Linked DNA regions of Homo sapiens: regions 1 and 3 are each linked to region 2. The links are chromatin loops, found by intact Hi-C in ENCODE. Cell type or tissue: dorsolateral prefrontal cortex. All regions are shown on one strand.

Region 1 (8,000 bases), 1.3 Mb before region 2:
TATCCTGAAGGACATTCAGTTAGGTGGGAAAAAAATGTTTATAATTTTCTGTGCCTAGAACTTAACTCCATTTCCCATATAAACATATAATCGTTTAATACACACTGAATTTCCTAGGAGTATACCTACTTCCAGGTCCTACTTTTTTTTAATTAAAAAAATTGTACTTCATTATGTATTATTTTTGTATCTTTAGAGTTGTTCACCATTTCAGCAAAAACCAAAACAAAACTTACAATCTCCAGCAATGCTGTCTGTGGTGTTTAAGTCACCAATATAAGGCACTGTGTCAGTCCACATTTGTGTCACATTCATCCTGGTTCATGTGTAGGTATAAGCATCTTACTACTTTATTTCATTTTCTATTGTAGGTACGCCTGAGCATTTACGTATTGCATTATATATTATTTAAACTTAATTAATTTAAATAAAACTTTTTTCTCTTTTTTATATTTAAGATAATTTTAAAGTACTTATAAAGTATTTGTATATTTATAAATTTCAGGATAGTAAAGAGAGCTTTGTAAAATATTCAGTGTAAAATGGAGTGCTTAGTCAAATAAGGTTAAAAACCTCTACTGTAGAAGAAAAAAAAAGAAACTGAGGGACAATGAATTACTTCTTCCAAAAGGAGCATGACAAGTCAAACTAGGGAGACAAAAATTATGGGTGAATTTAAAAATCATAAAATATGTACCAGTAGAAGCTAGGATACAGAAAAAGTATACAGTAAGTATACAAGAAGTCAGTTGTTTGTACAAAAATAATGAAGTTGATACATGGAAAGTAGTCCAGCCTTGTCCAAAGTGGAACACCACAGGGTACCCTCTTGAAGTCCTGCTGCTGTTGTCTATGAGGATGCCTGAATCCAAATTGATTCCCAGGTCCAGTTTTCCTATGGGCCAGCTATATTCGAATTCCCACTTTTCATAATAGCTAACCCTACAAATCTAATTTGTTTTCTGCTCCTACTGCCTGCTACTTCAGCTTTCCCTGGGTTCCTTTGGACCTGGGGTTACTCTAGGGTGTCTGCATGCAACCAGCAGAGCATAACATCAATGAAGACTAAAAAGGAGAAAGAGTGGGAAGGTCCTCCTGTTGGAGAGCCAGAGCCTAGACAGAGTGCTGAAGAAAATGATCAGAATGAAGAATGAGAGAAAGGAATGTGGTTTGAATTAGTGAGAAAGAAGATGCAATACTGATCTTTCATGCTATTTCTATCTCATTTAAATTTTAATTATTTATAGTTATTGATTTCTTAGCTCCTCACCCATCCCTCTAGTTTCCTCTACCTCTCTTCTTAGGGTTTACTTATGAAATTCCCCGTTATATTTTACTCCAAATGCCACACAATTTCAGAAGTGGAGCTTCTTCTCCTTTCTCTTCAGGCACCCGGGAGGGGTTAATTTAGTTAATTCTGATTACTTGAAACACTGTCTATGCCTGGATGTTCCAAAGATATGGAATCTGGATCATTTATTCTCTTATCAAATCTCTACTGTGTGCTAAAAAACTGTTTTGATAAGCAAAATAGAAAGAAGCATACATCTCAGTCCTTCACTTCAGATGGCTCATAGTGGAGAAGAGACAGATATTCTGATCAAGTTTTGCCATTAAAATACAAATTATATATTACAAGGTACTACAGGATCACAGGTAAAAGTGGTACTGCTAACTTTGCCTGGAAGAACTGGACAAAAAGAAAGCATTTGGAATAAATTTATATTATGAGCCACAGTTTACAAGATAAAGAGAAAATTTTAAAAAATGCATAGAACAAGAGACATGGAATAAAAATATTGTCTATACTTAGGTGTGGCAAATTAATAAATGAACTTAGAGTATCTGAGGGTAGATGGGAGAGGGCACCAGAATGGAAAGAATTGAGGGCATGAAAAGGAAGGTTGATATAAAGCTAGGGTAAGACAGTCACTATATTCTTGGCTAAGAAGTTTGAACTTCATACGTTTATTCATCCATTGTTTGTTAATAATGGTAACAGCAATGCATATCACTTAAAAGGGTCATTAAATGCTAGGCCCTTTGTTAAGTAATATTATAATTTTCCTAGTAATCTAAGCAATATACTCAAAACTGGTGAGTTTCAGGTGCCAATATGATATTTACATGGAAGTAACTATCTGGCAGTTGGAAGTATGAAGCTAGGGCAATGGAGTGAGATCAGAGCTAACTGTTGAGACTGGCAAGCTATTGGCATCTGGGTCCTGGTTGAAGTTATCGCAAGCCAAAAAGAAGGCAAAGGAAAATGCCAGTAGAGCATGAGTAGACGAAGAAGCCACCATGAAATAAATTAGAAGTAGTTGTAAAGAAAGAATCAGGATGAATGGGGTTCCAAAGCTAAAATACGAAAGATATTAAGAAGGAAGCCCTTACTAAGCCCATACTCTGCTGAGAAACTTAGTAAGTCGAGATTAAAATATATCCACTGCATATGGACACTTTACCCTTTCCTTCATCCAGAAATTAGCTGAAAATTTTAGGAGAAACTCAAATCCAGAAAGCCTATGGATACTAAGTCTAGCCTGAAAATATCTCTTTATAGAGATCAGGACCAATGCTCTGAAAATATTTCCAAATCCCATATTTAAAGAAAATTTTCCCCAAGTGTGGGTTGATGCACCCTAGGATTTGGAGGTGTCATAACAAAATTACTGCATTTTTGAATTTTGCACTAATAGAAAAAACTTGGATCAGAAAACAGCTTTATCACTGAAATGAGTAGAGTGGTCATTGGAAATTACTTGTCTTTCTGAGCCTCAGTTTCCTCACCCATAAAAGAGGGGAAAATATACCAATATCGTAAGGTTGTAGGTGAGGATGTAATGAGATAATTGGATGTAAAGCACTTAATCTGGTATGTAGTGGGGGCTCAATAAATAATAGCTACTATTATTATGCTGGGCTGCTATGTGATGAGAACCCTGCCATTGCCTGACTTTTCATTAACCATGCAACACTAGGGAGTTTTTGGCAGCAACCACAAAGCAGTTTGTTGGCACACAACCTTTCAATTATCTGCACTACTGATCCCCTCCATTAGCATGGATAAGAGAAAGTGTACAGCACAGATAAGCCAGAGGGAGGAAGGAAAAAAACAGTGCAGCCATATATCTATATAAATCCCTATTAGGATTTAGGAGCAGTTCCTCATGGCTACAGATTTATATCTTCAAAGAGAGGAATCCAAGTTCTTCTTTATATGAGTTCTTTAACTTGACCTTAATGAATGTTAGCTCTTCTTTGTTGTTGCTTTATTTTTACAAAACAAATATCCATTTAAGAAATTATACCAGGAGGTTTTTTTCTATGTGTTGTAATGTTTTATCTCTGATTCTTTTTCCAATGTTGTGCCTCTCCTTAGCCATGGTAAGAATGATTCAACTTATTTGTGAGTCAATGGAACAATAATAAAAGTCCCACCTTATCTATCACTGAACTCTTAGGTTTTGAAATACAGATACAACTTTTTTTTTTTTCTTCCACAAGGCTAAAGAGGTTTTACTTAAAGATGATATAAATTTATAGGTTTTATTTTTGGCCACTGGAGGGCTCTCATATTTTTCCACTAATGAAATAGAAGCATGACTAAAAACTGAAAATGTAAGATAAATGTTTAAAGTGAGTGATCTTATGGTTTGTGCCAAAAACTAGATGAGATGAAATTTAGGGACAAGCGACTCTGATGCTTTAGAGCAGTGATTTGGATACTTAGGGCAGTTGCTGAGTCACTACCAGTAACTTTCAATGGAGGTCCTGAGAAATGACAAGGATAACTAATCCTTTTTTGGAAGGCCTCCTTTTCGTCTTATTCCTAAACTCTATTTACCACCAGAATCTCTCCTTATCAATGACTTTCCCTAATCATTATACCATATTTGTGCCCCCTGGCCTCTCTTATGAACTCTAGCAGTAATCCTCCTACATAGCCTTTGGTGCTGATCTGTGTTTCTGGATCTGCTCGGGTCAATCATATAGTGCTGTATACTTGTGTTGTGATGTCAGACTTTCTAGAAATGGTCAGGTTTGTACACAAAGGAAGGCAGTCAGCAGTTTGGATTACAGTGACCACATGGATATAGTGATCTTAGGTCTGATCTCAACTGTTGTGGATACTCAACAAATAGGTAAGAATTGCTGCAGGTATTTTTGGAAATAGTAATATTCCATCGGAAAAGCAATATAATTGTCTATTTGACCTCCTATAGGAGGTCTACCTGGCCTGAAACAGTACTCCCAAGCAGCAGCTACAGGTGGGGACAAAGTCTGGCTCTTTGGTGAAACATGTGGGAAGACCCATGGCATCATCATTCAAGCAAGCTAGGGTGTCAGGGGAGGGTTGAACAAGTAAATCATGATGGAAAGGTTTAAGATATGCAAACATCTTGGGTGTTAGTGGAGAAAGCTTCAGCTTAGAAGATACACAAGTATCCAGAGATTCACCTGTGATGATCAAATACCCAGCCTGGAGCAACATGAGTAATTCCAGATCCCACCTGTGGGAACAAGCTACTGAATTCATTGTTAGTGTACTATAGGCCAAAGTCTACAGGAACTATTAGAAATTATAGGCCAAAAGTCTCCAAAACCAGCATTTGAGGAGAGTTGGCACAGGTAGTCTGAAAGTCCTCCCTGGTGACTAGGCTTTTTTTTTTTCTGTTTTTCTTTCTTTATTTCTTTTTTAAAGATATCGTGAATTCAATCTCTTGAGAGTCCTGCCTATTTTATTCTGTCTCACTGACTTTGAACTTTAGTGCATAAATAATACTCATATTGATCCTAGAGTTTCTTTCTGTATGTGATTTTGCTCTTGTTTTTCTTTGCCTATCAAAGACAAGATTGTTGAAATGTTCCATTCTTTATGTGTAAAGTTTAACTCTTTCATAACCCCTTCTACTTCACTTAAAAATAGACACTATGATCATTATCAGTCTCTAGAGTATATACTGAAGTAGGTTTTTTAAAATTTGTATTTTGTTTTTAATTGATACATAATAATTGTACATACTTACAGGGTACAGTATGATGTTTATAATACCTATATACATTGTATAATGATAAAATCAGTATCATTAGTATGTCTATCACTTCAAACATTAACAATTTATTCATGGTAAGAGTATTCAAAATCTTCTCTTCTAGCTATTTTGGATTATACAATGCATTATTGTTAACTATAGTCACCCTACTGTGCAAAAAACCATCAGAACATATTTCTCTTATGTAACTATAACTTCCTACCCATTGAGTAACCTCTTCTTATCATCCCCCCATTCCTCACCCTCCAACCTCTGGTAATCACTATTCTACTCTCTACTTCTATAAGATCAACTTTTTTAGATTTCACATAGGAGTGAGATCATGCAGTATCTACCCTAGAAGTGGTTTCTTTAAAGTTGCCTTTCATTAGTTAATAATAATAATGTATCAGTATTGGACTATTCATTGTGACAAACATATCATAGTAGTGTAAGATATGCAAGATGAAAATAATAGAGAAAACTGGTATGTGCAGGGGGAATGTATATGAACTCTCTGTAATATCTCCTCATTTTTTTTTTTGGTAAGTCGAAAATTTTCAAAATAGAAATAATTAAAGCAGAAAAAGCAGCTGGCTATTCACTTAATATAACCCCAGTCAGTTAGGGCTAAAGGGTGAATCATGTAGGAATCTTGTCAGGGCTGCAGAGATAAGCCCTTAGAGCTTCCTAAGTTCACAGAGGCTGTGTTGGGCAGCAGTCCTGGGACTAGAGGGATGAACTATTTGGGATATTTGAGATATTTCTATTATTTGGGATATTTCTATTATAAGCCTAGTAGATTCCCATTTGGATCACTAGCCTCTTCCTGCTGCTGCCTCCCCAAAGACATCATTCTCAGGAAGCACCATCCTGCCCTATTTCACTCCAGAGCCCTGAACTGAAATCAGTTCAAAGCAGCTTCCATTATCCTTGCTTTTTAAATTTCTCATGACTTTATCTCTTGATCCCAGACATGACCTTTTATTTTTACTGGCCTGTCTCTTTGCTGAATTTTCAACTCTGGCCCAGTTTCTGCTGCTTCATTTCATCCTAACCCTTCTTTGGGCAGAAATATCTACCCCCATATTCCTTTTAGACTGTTGGTTTTCTGCTTCTTCATTTCATTCTACCTACCCTTTGGCCAGAAATACCTACCCCAATACCCTCTCAAATTGTTAATTTTTGGCAAAAGATTACTTTTAGACTGTTGGTTTTTTGATGATGATGAATATCACAACACTGTTTAAAGACAAATGACTTTATACTTAAAAGTGGAAGAGTCAGAGCTGGTGCTGAGTTGTTTTTCTTTTGAGAAACCTCTATTTCTGACACCTCCTCCTCTACTAGGAGCTGAATGTTACCTTGTGTGTCTATGTATTCAGGAACCAATGATGTTGACCCATTAGATTTGCCTCCTAATTTGTACCTAACTCTTCCTCTCCACTTCACTATTGAAAATATTTTCAATTACAGCCTAATTTCTTTTTCTTTTGAATTTTTTCTTTGGTCAATGCCCTATGCATATTATTTTTAATTGATATCCAGTTATTCTGGGCACATGAGGGACTTATAATTTCCTACTTCCTTGAAGCTAGGCATGGCCAGGTAACTTGCTTCAGCCAATAAAATGTGAATAGAAGGGATACATGTCACTTTCTTGTAGGAACATTTATTTGCCAGTGTATGAGTCTTCTAGCTTCTCTTCTGCTGTGGTGATCATGGGAACATGTGTTGATATGGAGGTGCCATAAGATCAGAGCAGCCTAGAGTACTGACTCAACACGTGGAGGACAGCTGCCCTGGAGAGTTGCCCAGACATGCAAGGGAATTTGTATGAATGAGTAAGTTTTGTTGTGTTAAAAAATAATGAAGATTGTGGGAATGTTTTTACTACTGCATAGCCTAGAATATCTTGACTATTATTGTTGAAAAGTAATCTCAAGTGTATAATACATTGTGAGTAATTGATGATATCTGAGGGTATTACCTCTTCCAGAGTATTTCCATTGTGATAGGTGACCCCAGGGAATAAGATATCTTAACTGAGAGGAATGAACTACCTATGATGGAGTGGAAGACCCTTGGGCAAATTAGAGAAGATGACATTTTGAGATAAAGCAATCTTTCTTTGTTCTCTAATCATACCATGATGTTGTCTGGCCAGATTCTTTTTCAAATACACATTTTAGGAAGTATAATTTGTGACAAATGCAGAAGCTGTGAGATCTAGCCTCTTGTAATACGATGCCTCTTCTAACCCGTTCTGAATACGTGATGTTGTAGGTCACTCATTGGGTCCTCAAAGTACCTAGTGTCTAATTTTTACACAGCTTGGAATGTCCTCTTTTGTGATTAATAATAATAATTCCTTTCTATTTTTTTCTGGCTATGATCCAGGCTTTAATATATGTTTTTGCTATTCTGTTCAACTACCCTGTGAGGTATTACTTCCAAAGGTACATGGTTATGAAGTGATAGAAGCATGAATTGAACTCAGATCCTCTTGAGAGTATATGTTCATTTCACCATGAGGTCTTTCTTCTCTCTCCTTAGGTGGAACTCACATTTCTTCCAATTTAAGCTGCACCTCCTCAGTGATGTGGCCCCCCTAATAGTCCTCTACACAGTGACCCCTCCTCCTTTGGAATCGTTATTGTCATTTGGAACCATAGTAGCTTGTCTCCAAAGATGGCCTTCCAGTAACTCATGCTTCCTGATGATCAGGCCCTAAATAGGTTGTCCTTGTGACTTCCATCTTGACCCATAGAATGTGGTGGAAGTAGCATTGGATGACGTCCAAGGTTAGTTCATAAAAAGCCTTGTGGATTCTTCCTCAGCCTCTAGAAACACTTGCTCTTGGAGCGTATGCTTTGAGGAAATCCAAATGTCATATGAGATGCCTGAGACCACCTATCTCAGACTATTGTGGGAGAGACTACTGTGCTGTGAAGAAGTACAAAG
Region 2 (8,000 bases):
GGAAACCAGATCTGTGCACTTGGCGGTACTTTTGTCCAGAGTGCTGACAACCTTAGACCCATTACAGGAAGCTAGATCCTACTTTTGGAGCCAACAGCCATTTTTCCTTTTTCAGTTGGTTCTGATAGAATATGTGCAGAGTACCCACTGCCACAGAGTAGAGTGGTTAGCAGCCCAGGAAAGAAATAGAAATTGAATCAAATTCCCATTTCTGCCACTTACAAGTTCTGTGAACTTAGACAAGTTATTTAACTTCTTTAATGCAAATTTACTCATTTGCAAAATGAGGATAATAATATCTAATTCACAGGGCTGCAGTGAGGATTATGTGAGATAACATATATGAAATGCTTAGTGAAGTGTTGCTTACGTTGTAAGTGCTGAAAACCATTATCAGCCTTTAGCAGGGTCTTACCTAAGCTCTGGGGGAAAAGCTGGGTTTTCATGATGGCAATGAGGGCAAAGGCTATGTATGTAGTTACCACTAAATATTCTCACACGAAAAGAATATATAAATAGCTTCATCTGCTTTTTCTAGAACAGAGATTGGCAAACTTTTTCTATAAAGGTTCAGATGGTAAATATTTTAGGATCGTAGCTATATAATTTCTCTTGCAACTTTGTCATAGTAGCATGAAGGCAGCCATAGACAATATGTAAACAAAGGAGTGTGACTGTGTCCCCATAAAACTTTGTGTACAACCCAGGCAGCCAGCTGGACTTGATAGTTTGCCAACCTCTATTCTGGAATAGAAGCTGTTGTTTGATAAAGGACAATGGTCAATAATTCAAAGGAACAATAACCAGAATCACATCCTATTATTTTTCTGCATCTCTTTGTCCACCCCTCAACCCATACAATAGAATGTTTAGTTGATTTTAGTCACATAGAGGATTTGTAGCCTAAATTTCCAAAGGTACTACTAGTAAATAATGTACAGATTATGGACAGTAATAACATTTAACAGGCTAGATACAATTGGCTATATAGATGAAACAAAAAGGAAATTAAAACTTGGTTAAAAAACACATTTTGCACAGGAAAACTAGATAGTCTACATCATAGAGAATTATAAAATGAGCCATTGATTCTCCCGACTCTCTGGTGAGTATATTTTTAAAGTCCTAGAAAACTTAGAAGGCACAGTGAGAATTGGAAATTTTAACATCAAACACACACACACACACACACATAAATATTCAACTGATCTTCAAAAGAAGCATGACCTTAGAAATCACTGTAGGATAAATTCCAGCTGAGTCTCCACACACAAACCTGCTTCGTAAAAAGGAAAATGATCATGTTCAAATTCACTCTCATCGCTGACTGTGTTGGGTGAAAAAAAAGAGAACACAATGCTTTAGTTAGATATTTCAAAGTTAATCAATCAGCTAGTTTTTTTCAAAACAACCAGGTTTTTAAATTAGTTTAACTTTTCTTCAGTTTTCGAATCTGACCATTTGTGATATTGATATGCAAATCAGATCACATTCCCCTTCCCATGCCCTTCAATGGCTTCTCTTTGCTCTTGATGCTCTTGGGATAAAGACCAAACACACTATCTGTCCCACATGCTGTTCCTTGGTCCTCATGACTTCCCATTCCAGCTGCATCTTCAACCACACTCCTCCAGGCTCTTTAAACCTCAACGATGCTGGTCTTTTGTCATTTCCGCCAATGTTCCAATCTCTCCCTCACCTTGGTCTAACTCACCACCACTACCCCTCTGCCCCAAAATCACCACCACACACACGCTGTGTTAGTCTCATTAACTTCTGTACACTGTTTAGGCCTCTGTTCAAAACTTACTTCCTCAGGGAGCCTCTCCCAAGCCCCAGTCAACTGTGATAGAACCTGTCTCTAGCCTACAAGCTCTTATTATAGTTTTTCATTATACATTCATTAGGGTGATGATTTAATTAATGTCTGTTTTTCCCACTGGGCTATCCATCCCCCAAAGAGCAGGAAATGGGCCTCTATTTGAATGGCAGAGGACTCACCTCAGTGCCTGGAATGCAAGCAGAGCCATAATAAATAGAGATAATGGAGCGGTCGTCAGAAGGATATAGAATTAAAATGTAGCCATGAAAGGTCAAAACTGAATTTCTAAGGGATATTGTATATATTGCAGACAAAACATTGCCATTTTTCAAAATAATACAGATTTTCTTGCTTGTTCATTGCTCTTAACTCATTTTCTAGATTTAGTTTGGCAAACGTTTTCTATAAAGGTGCAGATGGTAAATATTTGGGGTTTGGGGGCTGTATGATTTCTGTTTCAGCTACTCAACACTGCCATTGTAGCACGTTGTGGAAACCAGAGACAGTACAGAAACATGAATGTGGTAGGGATCTAACAAAACAAGGGATTCTCAATTTCCATACTGTTGACATTTTTCCCCAATAATTCTTTGCTGCTGAGCTGTTATGTGCATTGCTGTATGATTAGCAGCATTCCTGACCTTGACCCATTAGATGCCAACAGTGCTCCCACCTCCACTAATGACAACCAAAAATATCCCTAGACATTGCCATAGGGGAGCAAAGTCATCCCAGTTAAAACCACTGCAATAAAATTTTATGAAAACAAGTGGCAAACTGGATTTGGCCTATGGACTGTAGTTTGCTCAATCCTGATCTGAAAGAAAGAAAAAGAAAACTAGGAAATTCCCTAATGGGTGCTATTTCTGGAAGGGCTATTAATTTATTTTCTAGCTTCTTGGATTTTCTTCATGGGGTATAGACCCTTTGAAGACTTTCTTTCTCAGAGGTGGGTAACCTCTTGGAGTATAATCATTGCAGCCCTCAGAGACAAGCAGGGGCAACTGGTTTAGACTGTATAGAATTTGTTTGGTCAAGTAAAGGATGCTGGCTCTGTTTATATGTGAGTTATTCCACCCATTTGGACCCCTGTAATCCCTTTGCTTACTTTGATTACTTTGATTAGTTTTTTGTTTTTTGTTTTTTTTTTAACTAGCTTCTAGCATAGTGTGCATTGCAAGGCAACTGAGAGCTGAAGGTAGAGTGACTAACGGCAGGGCTAATGTAGGTTAGCACTAGGTTAGATCCAGCTGTTGATCTAAGTCTGAGAGAGCTGGAAGTATGATCCTAGGAACCATTCTATTCCTTCCCACCTTAATTTTTTTTTTTTTTTCTTTTTGGAACTCAGGTACACAGACTTGGATTTATCATGGTCTTTGGATCATGATACCCTCTCATCACTGGTCTGGGCATGGCCCATTTTTGGCTTGTTTATATGTTTATGTTATAAATATCTGTGCCTGCCCTGCCACTCCCCCAACACAAAAAATAGAACATAGTCACTAACTGACCCGTCCCTAGATGTTCTATCTCTATCCTGTCCCTCTGTTTCCCCTCACCTGAGGCAACCATGTCCTGATGCTTATCTTCATCTTCCTACTTTACTTTGCAAGATGTTGGTTTTCTCATCTTTAAGGCGGGAAAGGGCAAAGTGACTGTCATCTCATCTTTTAAAGCTCCACCTTTATGGCTTTAATGCTGGCTTCATTTTCTCTGGCAATCCTCAGAAATTGTGCCACGCAAATATTTTACATCTCTAAAGAGGAGAAAAAAACCTAGGCAAGTCAATGTTGTGAGAGATACACACACAAAAACAGAGATTTCAGTTCATGTTGAAGATAGCTCATTGTGAGGTATCTTGCAGCCAAGGAATCTACAAGGTGCTAAGGCCATGAAGATGTGCTATATCAAAAAACGTTTTTCCTCTGCTAGCCAAATAGATTTATTATAAATATTGAGGCCTTTCCCCTTCCTTGGTCATTTCTCTACTTTAACATTAAAAGAGTTGTATCATTTACACAGCTCTGCTGAAGAGAGTTCAGTCTATTTGCCCCTGGGGCAGCAATGCTGGTATGGTAAACTTCAACACAGCGTGTAATGCATGGTCTAATTTTAAATTCTTCAAAATGCCGATTTATTTGACTTTTACCAGACCAGGAAGATAAGGCAGTCATGCTCCCATGCAGCTCGACATCTCTGTATGCTTGAAATTAAACCTCAGGGAAGAGGGGAACACAGGCCTGAGCACTGGGTATGAATAAAGGAGGCTGGTGCTGACATACAAGTGAAAGGGAAGATGTAAAAGAGAAGGAGACACTTGGGAGAAAACAATCCCTTGTGGGGAGGGAGGGGAGATGAATGTCATTAATAGCAATTTGCATCGCTATTGATTTAATGTGGGAGAAACTGAACTCTCCTGTAGCTGTCCCTGACATATTTGGGTGAGATTCTAGTGACCTCCAGTGGAGGTTCTCTAGAATTACCCTCATTGCCCCGGGACACTAAGACGTTAATTTCTGCACTTAACAAACCTGTCTCCCCTTACACATATTTTGTGCTCCCTTTACTATTTGAATTGAAAATAGCTTCTCAATGCATATAATTTTCAAATAATCTATAAAAATTCTAATTGTAATACAAAAGTTCAAAGTAATTTTTAAATAAAATAAATCAAATAAAAATAATGAATAAATATATACATAAAATAAAAGAAAATCTATATTCGAAGATATAAATGTTCACATCTGGGTGTTCTAGAAGACATAATTACTTGGAAACTTGCATCTAGTCCTAGACTCATCAAAAACCCAGAAATCCAGTAGGTGGAAATGTACTATATTGGCCTCAAGGGCCACCAGCAGCATTGCTATAGGTTAGGTAATTTTTTAAAATAAGTTAAAAAAAAATGGTAAAATTCCAAACTAGACAAAGACAGTCTTCCCTAGGAAACTTAAGGTATATTCAAATTTTGCAAAATGCCCCCCAGGCAATTATATAGAGGCTTTTCTCCTGTTCTAGTGAAGCTTTCCAAAACTGCTGGGGATGCTGCAGCAATTCTCTGTCACGCTGGACTTGCTGGACTGTCCTCTGTATTGTAGAATATTTACCAACCCTAGTCCTGCCCCACAGATAGTGATAGGACTTCTCATCGATGGAGTGATCAAAAACTCCCATGCAAATGACCAAAGAGCCTCTGGCGAAAGAACCACCCTGTGAAGCATTGCTGCCCGGGCCTTCCTCTGACAACACAGAGGGCCCTTCTACCCTATGGGGGTATTCCCCTGGGGCTGACTCCAGGACTTGGAACTATGGGGTCTTGACCTTTTCCTCCTAATTTGGGGAATTCTTGACACTGCAGACAGGGTGTTCCTGGGGGAGCTGGGAGGGGAGAGCAAAAAAGAGGCTTCAAACTGGTGAATGGTGGAGTAGGTGAGGTGAGCACAGCACTTCAACCTGACCACAGCAGCACGGGAGGTGGAATGCCAGGTTCTGAAGCCAGATCTCATTACCATGAGACTCCAGGGTTGTAGCTCTGCACCAGTGGCTCTCCTGGGTGTGTTATTTATCTTAAGTTCAAAGCGGGGCATAGTTGGCCTCACACTGCTAGGATTCTGATAATTTTTCCTTCAGGCTTTTGAGAGCGCAACTCTCTAATTCTTAGTTGCAAATGTTTCATGCCTAATAAAAACAAAATATACTCAACAGAGATTATTAATAACAGCACGATGATCCGAGAATAGATTTTGTTGTTTATTTGTTTGTTTATTTTTTGGGAATAGCGCAAATGTTCTACACTCTAAGCCAACATTCTCCAAACTGTATTTGAAGGGACGCTCACTTTACTGGGGCCAGTCATAGATATTTCTCTAAAAAAGAAGTGTTCTTTATTAAACAAGATCAGAAATGCTGGCTTAAATGACTTATACCAGGCATAAATTTCACAAACTCCGGTGTGCAAAAATGTAACTACTTTCTAAAATGGAACAAAAACTAACTTTTCAATTTAGTCCTATTTGGTGTCTTAGGAAAAAATACTAATACCAACAATGCAAGGGAGACTCCACTACAGCAAGTGACCTCTGTCAGTCTAGGGCTGTCCCCTTCACTCTTCTACTTCCTGTGGGTGACATAAAGTTAGGGTGGGGCCTACTTCTCCAGGCTTTGGCAGGGAGAGGGTGCCAGGTCTTCAGGCTCTGCGCTCCGGACATCCACTGCCAAGGGGATAGGTCTTGTCTGTTTTTGGCCTTAGCCTTCCACCCTGATGCCTTGGCCATAATCATCCCATCTCTTGGGGCCCTTTGGGTCTGCCAGCCCTCATTCAAATGCTCTTCCAAGGCCTTCTCCAGTGCACAGACATTTTAGCTTCTTTCCCTACACCACAAGCAGGTGTGAGAAGCTCCAGAACATTTCTAGGCTGGAAGCTTCCCCAAGCTACATTATGGAATTGAGGTCCTGGGTCCTCTGCTTTAGAACCCCCAAAGTTATCTGGATTTCTATCATTGCATCATGTGGCCCATTCCCCACCAGGGATGTTGGCCTGTGTGTTGATGGGCCAGAGGGCCCGTTCTCAGAAAAACTCTGTTAGTTGCTGAATCTAATATTCTTCCCGCAGGTTCAGAAAAAACATCAGCCTCCTCTATCCCTGAAGGGATTTTTATTTCCTCAGCCTGTGGCCTAAAATTGGCTTGGCAAATAGTCTTTGACCTTCCAAACCAACTAATTAGAACAATGGTTCAGACGATTTTGCCTTCCAGGGAACATGTGACAATGTTTGGAGACATTTTTTATTGTCACAGCTTGTTGGAGGGTGCTACTGGCCCCTAGTGGGTGAAGGCCAGGAGTGCTACTAAACATCCGACAATGTGCAGACCAGTCCCCAGTAACAAAGAATTCTCCTGCCCAGAGCATCGATAGTGCTGAGGCTGAGAAACTCTGAGTTGTTCTTATTATTTTTTTTTATATCAGAGAGAAAAGGAATCAATTCATTTTCTTAAATTTCTAGCCTAATTTTATGTTCTAGTCAATGACCATACTCCTTGCTGACTGCTGTTATTCAACAACCGTATTAACAATTTCCACTGGACCTTGGAAAACTGCAGACATAAGCAGTTCGGGTGAAGAGACTGGGTTTTTCTAATCTTCTAGATAATGTGCACCTGGATACTGATAAATGCCCTCCCCTCTGCTGTCTCTGCACATCCCTTCTGTAGAGGAGGATAGTGGAGGCAGGAAGGAGTAGCCTTTCTTGTCTTTGCAAAGCTCTCTGAAATTTGCAGCATCCCCACCTATGGGGAATCACTGGCTGCCTTCAAAGCAACCAGGTTTTTTGCTGAGAAGGAACTGGAGAGCGGCTGTGTTCCAAGGCTCACAGGCTCATCCTGGGCCCCTCTGAATTCAGAGCCACATCCTTCATGGTACCCTAGAGGGGCATCAATAAGCTACATGTTCCCCTCAACATGCCCAGTGGGTCCACAGATGCGTTCAACCTGTGATATGCAGAACTTGGGGGTTGACAGAAGGGTCTGGGGGCCTCACTCTTCAACCAGAGTTATAATTTCCAACTTTTGTCTTTTAGATCAAATTCAGTCTAAAGAAATAGTTCTGAAAGTATAAAGGAAGATGGAGACACAACCTATGAGAAAGGGATATGGGGTCAGTGTCTCAACGGGACACACTGCTGAGTGCTCAGGCTTCTGTCCCTTGAGCACACAGCACAGAGCAGATGGACATGTGTGTCACTTCCCTCTCAACCACTGGAGGTGAGTTGTAAGGAACTCCAGGGAGCCCTAAGGTGATAACAGTGCAGATGGTGGAGCTGGGAGATGCTCTAGGAACAAAGGAGGAGAACATTGCATCTACCAGAGAGTCTGCCCTATCCAACATCTATCCGCTGCCCAGTCCAGGACAAGATCTCCACCTGTAGCTAAGTTTGCTTTTTTGTCCTCCTCTCAGCAGCCCTGTGCATCTGCCATGCTGGTATCGGCTGTGGTGTGCAGAGGAAGAGAGAGGCTCCTGTCCTTGGGTACCCTCCTGCCAGCACCTGCTGCCTCTGTGGAGGGAGGGGGAGAACCGAGCCGTGTGGCAGCCATGGCTCCTAACATGCAGAGCACACTTGTATCACCAGGAACATCTGTCACAGCCATAACACATTTAGTCTGGTTGTTTTGTTTATACAACC
Region 3 (8,000 bases), 160 kb before region 2:
AAAGGCGGTGGGAATGATTTCAATGGCATGGACTCTGTTTCAAAACCCAGCCAGAGTCAGGTTTTGAGTCTCAAGTGAGAGAGAAGTTAGGGAGAAAAGCTGAAGAACTATGTTGGTAAAAGTCTGCTAGCCTCTAACTATGCCACTTCAGAATCTAAGGAACAAGAAGGGCCTTAGATTTAAGAGAGGGTCACTGGTCAGCCTCTCTCCACCCTCCCACTCATTTCTGGCTGGCACCAGCACAGGGTACCTGTGCCCACCAAAAGAGCCATCTCATGGAGAATAGCAGCAGCATGGATGGCAAGCAGGCTGGAGCAGGAAAGAGTTGTGTTCCCAAGCATATGTGAGACTCCAGGATCCTGCAAGACATGCCCCGAGGGACAGCTGAAATCCACAGGGAGCAAGTGGGGACTGGGATCTGTCACAATGTGTATAGTAATCTAATGTAGGTTTTTCAACCTTGGCACTTGTTGACATTTTTGAGTGGCCAATTCTTTATCATTGAGGGCTATCCCGTGCATTGTAGGAAGATTAGTAGCATTCCTGGCTTCTACCCACTAGATGACAGTAGTCCCAACTCATTTAGTTGTGACAACCGAAAAATGTCTCCAGATATTGTCAAATGTTCCCTGGGGTCAAAATCTCCCTAGGCAGAGAAGCACTGATATAATGGAATCACAACTACAATGACAGGTTAGTGAAAATTGGTGCATGATAACGGCTAACATTTAATGAGTCTTTGTAGTGTTCTGAGCTTTATGGTTTTAACTCATTTAATGCTTACAATAACTTCATGAGGTGGGTTCTATACTTATCTTCATTTTAAAGATGCGGAAATGAAAGCACAGAGAAGTTAAGTAACTCACCCAAGCTTACACAGCTGATAGGTGGCAGAGCAAGAATATGACCCCATGCAATCTGGCTATGGAGACTTTGCACTTAAGAAATGCAATAATATATTAACAATTATGGACCTTCTATGTGATTGCCATTGTTCTTTGTAGGTTTTTATTTTTGTATTTTTCTAATTTTTTTCCAATAAAAGAAGTAACCTTAATAATAAAAAAAACATTATTTAGCAAGTAATTTACTAAGAGCCAGTGTTGCAGGACACCTGTATGAGCCCGCTTGCATGGTGAGTATATCCCAGCAAGGAGTCCCATTGGGTGTCCTTGTGCACAATCCCAAGAAAAGACCAAGATGGCCAACATAATTTTACACTTGGACTGAAAAACAACAGTATAAAAGACAGACTTGGCAGGGTGTGTATTTTCTATGGTTTGCTGAGTTCAATCTTCATATCGTCTCTCCTAACTATGCAGTGAATGAATTCGTAGTCGTCCATGCTCCATGGCTCACCACCCGCAGGCACTCACCTGAAAGCAGGCAGAGGACAGCCTCTCACCTTCAGCAGCAATGGGCTCCTCTCTGCGTGGTTGCTGATGCTGTTCCTGGGTGGAGGGGCTGGTAGTGTGTGGGTGAATAGGCATGGAGGCTGAGGCTCTGGGAAACAAAGGGCTGAGCCCATAGGCTTGGACTGAATCTTGCCCATTTGTCAAGCGCTGGCTATGGGAGGCACTCGGGGTGATGATTCCTGCCAAGGCTGGGGCTGGCAGCTGAGCGCTTCGCAGAGCCTGCCTGTCAGTCACTGCTTACGCTCATCCCTTAATGGCTCTTCCCTTGTCATTTGCCTGGTGTCGCTTTTATCTTAAGTGAATTTAACAATGGTGAAAGGTGCCAGTCTGAGATCCCCAGAGAGGAGCTTTGCCGGAAGAGCAGTTAGAATGAAAGTTGCCTCCATCAAATTGCCTCCGCTGCCCCATCTCAGGAATAAGTAACCCCACGGCTGCAGGGGTACCCCGGAGGCCTGGCCAAGCCAGCCGAGCTCTTCCCACAGCTCAGCAGGCAGCCTTAAGGGAAGCCAGCTGCATGCAGGTCTGCAAAACTGGAGACATCTTGCAATTGCTTTTTTCTTAATTTCCACACCCAGAAGTATTTCAGGAGGAATTTAATCTCTATGTTTCTGGTTCATTTACAATAAACTTGTCACAGGATTCTTTCCAAAGAGCCATTTGGTGCCCAAGAGGACTTGTGAGCTTTTTAAACATATATCCATCTTAAAAAAAAAATCTTGAACTAACCAGGTTCAAAGCAATGTCTGAGCCACACATGAATAAGAGATGGTTTTAAATTTCAAATCCCGTTAAATTCCTAAGAGTGGTTTTGTGAGGCAGCCCATCTCACAAATCAATCAATGGCAGGTGAAAGCAAGTATCAGTTTACTGTCCCTGGGTTGGGAGTTGAAGTTAGGGTGTGAGATGGGTGAGCAGGAGAAGTAAGAATAGAGGAAGCAAGAAAATAGACTAGCCGAAGGCATAGTAACTCCAGTTACTACTTCCTACCTCTTACTATATACTAGGTACTATGCTAAGTTCTTACAACACTGTAGCAATTTTCAGATTACCAAGAAACTTTCCCTGTTTTATACATGAATAAACTTAAGTTTAGAAGTTAAGTAAGTTACTCAGTTCACGCAGCTAGTAACTGATGTATCCAGACTGAATTCAGCTCCTTCTGAATGCAAATCAGCAACATTGAAATGAGTGGGGAAAATGGAGGAAAGAAGAAGAAGCTCAGCCAGTTCTGGGTTCCACCCTTTGCCACCGCCCATCAGGGTTCTATAATGCCAGAGCCTCTTTTTCTGTTTCCATCCTCATCACCTCAGAAAGCATGGTGGGATGGAGGGCGAGTCTGGCTGATTCCAAGACATCTCATTGTGCAGACTACAGTTGCTCCATTTGAAGAGCTTGCTTTCATTGCAATTGCTGGACATCACCTCCTATTCACCTAGCAAATTAAGCTTGAGGTACAGCTAGGAAGAACTGAGCTCTGGCTTCTTGACCTTTGAGTGAAACCTGACTTTACTTCTGAAGGAAACTGGAGGCAAATGATTTCCTAGGCACTGAGGTCAGTTATTTCTGTGGACCTTGTATTTATTCATATTTATTTATTTTTTGTTTATTTATTTTTTGAGACAGAGTCTCACTCTGTCACCCAGGCTGGAGTTCAGCGGTGTGATCTCCACTCACTGCAGCCTCCACCTCCCGAGTTCGAGCAATTCTCTTGCCTCAGCCTTTGGAGGAGTAGCTGGGATTAGAAGTGTGAGCCACCATGCCCAGCTAATTTTTTTTTTTAAATATTTTTAGTAAAGACGAGGTTTCACCATGTTGGCCAGGCTGGTCTCGAACTCCTGACCTCAAGTGATCTGCCCACCTCAGCCTCCCAAAATGTTGGCATTACAGGCATGAGCCACCATGCCCAGCCAATTTTTAAGACAAAATTTATTTGTATGTTCTGAAGATTTAAAAAAGAAACAGGGGTGTGTGTGTGTGTCTGTGTGTGTGTGTGTAAGATATCTGTGAGAACAGAGGACAGTTTTCTGCTCTACCAAGACCTGAGTTTGCTTATCACAGTTGCACAACAGTTTATTTGAGGCCTTACTTCCCTTGCTATGTAGTTCATGAAGTGCTGAGGACCTCTGATGGTAGGACTGTTGTATTTGACATTATGTATGCCACACGGAGAAACAAACTATCAGATGCATTTATTTTGATTGTCTTTTTATCTGGCACCACTGCCTTCTGTGCAGTTTATAAACATGAGCATAGATCTCTCCAAGCATGAAGGCCACTTGCAGGCTGCCCAGTGCTTATTTCTCATCTATTTAAATATGGATGGACACTGTGCTCATCCTTTTCTTTAATTAAGGGCTTTCCATTGAATCAGTAAGTGTAAAACTCCCAAAAGAGAGGATGAAAAGCGCTCATATGAAAGCAACCCACTGAATAGGATATGAGAGGACCTTGGCCACAAGGCCTGCCACTGTAGAAGGAAGTAGCTCATAGGTCCAGGCCTGAGCAAAGAGAAGCTTGAGGTGATGAGAAAATGTGAAATGAAGCCCAAGACAGGGGCTTTCCCTGGGTCTCCAAGGTTTATAAATACTTCTGGATGCAAAGGCATGGAAGATGACATACCTCTATCCACGCTCAGGAGATGATGTTGGTAACAGATGTAAAAAGGATTGGAGAACTATAAGGAGAGGGGAAAATGCCAATTTCAAGAGGCAGCAGCTCCTTGAAACACCTGGGATAGCCGAGTCCAGACTTGATTGGTCTCCCTCTACTGTCAGCTCCTCTGGCAACCATGGTCGACCCCATAAAAGGCAGTACTTCACCACAATCAGGTTAGTATTGACTTTTCCGGCTTCATGTAACCCTGTGTTTCCACATATCATTCCCTTCTCGAAACCTCCAAAGGTTTCCCCTTACCTGCACAATGAGCTCCAAACTCATTTCCTCAGCCTCAAAACTCTTTGCCACTTTTACTTTCAATATTTCCTCAACAATGTGCACAATGAATGCTTTACCCTATTAAACCTGATCCATTTGTCACTTAGGAGACCCTCTGTCCCAGTTTTCCCAGAACACGGGATTGTTGATGCTAGAACCAGGAAGTCCAAGGCAAACTGGGATGAGGAGGTTGCCTATCTAAGCCACCCCTGGATGAACACATTTGAATTGCTCTGCTTCCATACCTCTCATGCTTCTCCCCAGCTTAGAATGCCACCTGGTATTTTCTCTACCTGTTAGAATTTATTCATCTGCTAAGGTCCACATCAAATTCTATCTCCGGGGGGAAGCTTTTGCAGATCCCCCACCGTGACAATCCATTTCTCTTTCCTTGGAGATCCCAGTAGCTCTGGTTGTCTGGGGGACTGTAAGAGGAAGGAATTGAGTAGAGTGGTTGGGAACATGAATTTAGGAGGTAGACAGATGTGAGTCTGAAATGTGATTGTGATCATTGCTGATTGAATGCAAGTCATTTAGCCTCTCTGTGCCTGGACTTTCTCGTGGTTAATTGTGGTGGGACATGTAACTATAATACCTAGCTTTTTGGGAGGTTGTGAAGATGAAATGAAATCATATATATAGCACCTGCCTCATGTGGCATATTGATATATACAATGTTACTGTTCTTTGGTTCCTTTATTCAGTGAATATTTGTTGAGTGCCTTATATATGCTGGGCCCTGTTCCATGAAACTGAATCAAACAGATTAAAAAAAAATGCCCTCAAGGAGCTTAGATACTAGTGGGGAGTGGGGGAGACATAAATGTAAACTATAAACTGTGGCAGATGGTGATAAATGCTAGAAAAATAAAGCAGCAAAAGGGAGATAGTGAAGGTTTTATATAAGGTAGAGAGAGAGAGAGCCTTAAGCAAAGACCTAACAAACGTGAGGGGTTGAGCCATGTGGATATCTTGAGCAAATAGGCTTCCAGGTAGAAGGGACAACAAGCACAAGGTACTGAGAAAGACTGTGCTGGAGATTTTGGGATAATATGACTGGAGCAGAAGGAAAAAGAAATGTGGTAGGGAATGAAATCAGAGGTAGTAGGAAGGGCAGTCCATGGAGGACTGTGGAGGTAACCAAAGTACTGTGGCTTATTCCTTGCACAAGAAAGCATGACCCTGAAAGTGTTTTGGACAGAGAAATCCCATTTTCCGACTCCTCATTTTAAGAGTCGTTCTTACACTGGGTTGAGGATAGACTATAATTGCGGGCAAAGGCAGAAACAGGAAGACCTGTCAGGAGACTGTTGTTGTAAAACTGGGTGAGAGAGGAAGATGACTTAGGCAAGGGTGCAAGAAGTGAAGGTTATGAGAGTGGTTAGATTTTGGCTCTTTTGGGGGGTAAATCTTGGCTTTTTTTGGAGGTAGATTCAACAGGACTTACTAACAGAGAGTAGCCTGACTCCACTCAGGAATGACTCAAAGGCTTCTCTAAAGAAGGATAGCATCACTTGTCAACTGAGATGAAGACTGGGGATGTGCAGGCCGGAAAAGAGTTTAGCTTTGGAGATGTTACGTGCGTGATTTCTTTTAAACATCCATATGGAGTTGTTGAACCATGTTAACCAGGCAAATCTTCCTTTAAAAAAATAAATCTCAGGCTTATTTAGTAGTTCAAGAGGAGGGCAGAGATTAGTGGGGGATAACTAAAGCCCTTCCCTGAGACCTCCCCTAGGTACTACTACCACTACTCAACCAGAAGCTCAGATTCACCATCTTATCCTTTTTTTCTGAATCTCCCTCAGTTCTTAGAACAGGACTGGGCCCAATAAATTTCTGATTTGTATTGTCTAGTGACAACAGAACTGTAGAGCAGGAACTTTGGGTTTCAGGAGCTCTTTTAAAACAGAACCTTTGTGCTTCTAAGGCCTTTTCATAAAAGAACCCTGCCCTCCACGTGGAAGCTTTCTGAAGGCACCCAGCATATTCCATAGTCCTGCGTGAACCTTAGTGAACACTCAGGTAGGCAATGCTTGGTGGCAGACAACTTCACTCTTCCAGGTTCCCCAGAAACAAGAGAATAAAAGGCAGAAGATGAATGGCCTTTGCCTCTGAAACAGCTGCTACTGCTCCCACAACTGCATGGCCAGTTGATTTAGAGATTTGTGAAGAGAGCCTCTGAGCCCCTCACTTCTGCCAAGTGAATTGCCAGGAGCATCCCATGGCAGGAGTTATCGTTCTACTCCAGGTGCTGCAGGACAAATGCCCTGGAGTTGGAAGATGAAATACCCTTGCTCCTAGAGGAAGCTGCAGGCACGACCTGGGCACACATGTGAAGATGAAGGTTATCCTGCCCTGAATAGCCAGCAACTTGGAGCTAAGTCAATAACACTCATCAAAGACTAATTCCAGAGGGAGGCACCTAGGACTTGCTGTTGCTGAAAGACTGATAATATTGCTAACTCTCCCTCATTTATGTCAATGAGGTGGAGGTGGGCACCATGGAATAGTTGCTCCAAACAATACATAATCCAGAAACTAAAGCCATTTCCCTTAATTGTGAATGATATACTGATCTTTTTGCCTTGTTCAGGCCACACTTTGCAGATATTCCAGGTACCAACTGATATGCCATAGTCCCATTCCCCTCCCACTCCTCCACTTCCAAAATAATTGTTCTAGAAAAATATTTCTAGGATCAAACAAATTTGGCAAATTCTGGGTTAACAAACTGCAATAGGTTTCTTTGTGCAGGATTTCTCAAAGCTTTAACGCGCAAATACACACTGAAATTTTCCAAAGGGAAAGAACATGTGCAGTAATATTTGAGCAGAAGGACCTGTTTACCAGAAGTTCCTATTAAGGCAAGTGTTCCCCTAATCACACTTTGGGAAATGCTTCCTTAGGCTAACATGAAAATGGTTTTCATTCTCTGAGACTAAATGATGCTTGGGGAAAGGGCCCAGGAGCAGGCTGAGGACTGGATTTTTTCAAGTGCCAGGAGATTTAAAAAGAAAGGAAAAGGCAGAGAGAACTAATCAGTCCAGGAGCATGAGGGGGCCGTCGATTCTCCTGCCTGGCCTTTACTGACTCACTAGCTTCTGGCTGAGGGATCTGGCTCTATGAGAAGGGCTTTGCCTTCAGAAGTTACAAACAGGCATTTGCTTTAAGACCTGGCTGGCATTATGCAGTGTTAAAGGAAGGAAAAACTGAATGAACACCAAAAAATTTCACCCAAGGCTACTTTTAAGGGGGAGGGCCTATCAAAATTTACATACTCAAAAGGCTTCTCTTAACACAACCCTCAGACCACAATCCTTGCTGCAAAATTTTGGCCAATATTTTCATGTAATGAGAAAATCAGAGAAGTTAATAGGAAGTATAGGGGGTTTCAATCTAACCTACTCTATCCGTCATTTCCTCTGCAATATATGGAAAAGCCATCCTGTTGCTATTTGAACACCTCCACTGGTTGGGGGTCTCACCACCTCCTAAAGCAGCTTGGTCCATTGTCAGACAGCTCTAAGTGCATGGATCTAGTACAGTAAACTTTACTCCTGACTAACATGATCCCAAATTTCCAGCATTCTCAGTGCTTGCTGCTTTGAGCATGGTATGTGCTAGCCTCTTCCAGTGAGTAATGCAGAG

What was found. Hi-C counts contacts between places; a loop is a spot of excess contacts. Peaks named below come from ENCODE experiments on the same cell type or tissue, not always from the same donor. Only the 100,000 strongest peaks of a DNase experiment are listed, where the experiment ranks them.
Region 1: it touches region 2 in a loop (6-fold over the local background); 6 of 110 quality-filtered maps call a loop at or near these places.
Region 3: a loop joins it to region 2, with 2.7 times the contacts of the local background. A loop is called at or near these places in 4 of 110 quality-filtered maps.

The regions. Positions count from the first base shown.
Region 1 is chr1:163,817,392-163,825,391 of GRCh38, forward strand. It overlaps LOC124904447 (a long non-coding RNA gene), which reads left to right. Exons shown (of 2, transcript XR_007066704.1): 2 at 7,593-8,000. Among named protein-coding and RNA genes, the nearest start is that of NUF2, 500 kb to the left of the region's middle. In dorsolateral prefrontal cortex, CTCF peaks have their summits at 3,567 (motif pointing right) and 3,769; no DNase peak of the experiment used is centred here.
Region 2 is chr1:165,069,315-165,077,314 of GRCh38, forward strand. No RefSeq gene overlaps it. Among named protein-coding and RNA genes, the nearest start is that of LMX1A-AS2, 130 kb to the right of the region's middle. In dorsolateral prefrontal cortex, CTCF peaks have their summits at 4,287 (motif pointing left), 4,489, 6,634 (motif pointing left) and 6,834; a DNase peak (open chromatin) is centred at 707; H3K27ac peaks cover 4,281 bases.
Region 3 is chr1:164,910,900-164,918,899 of GRCh38, forward strand. It overlaps LOC107985451 (a long non-coding RNA gene), which reads right to left and starts at 1,476. Exons shown (of 3, transcript XR_001737807.2): 1 at 1,377-1,476. RefSeq lists a silencer at 3,333-3,627. In dorsolateral prefrontal cortex, a CTCF peak has its summit at 3,550; no DNase peak of the experiment used is centred here.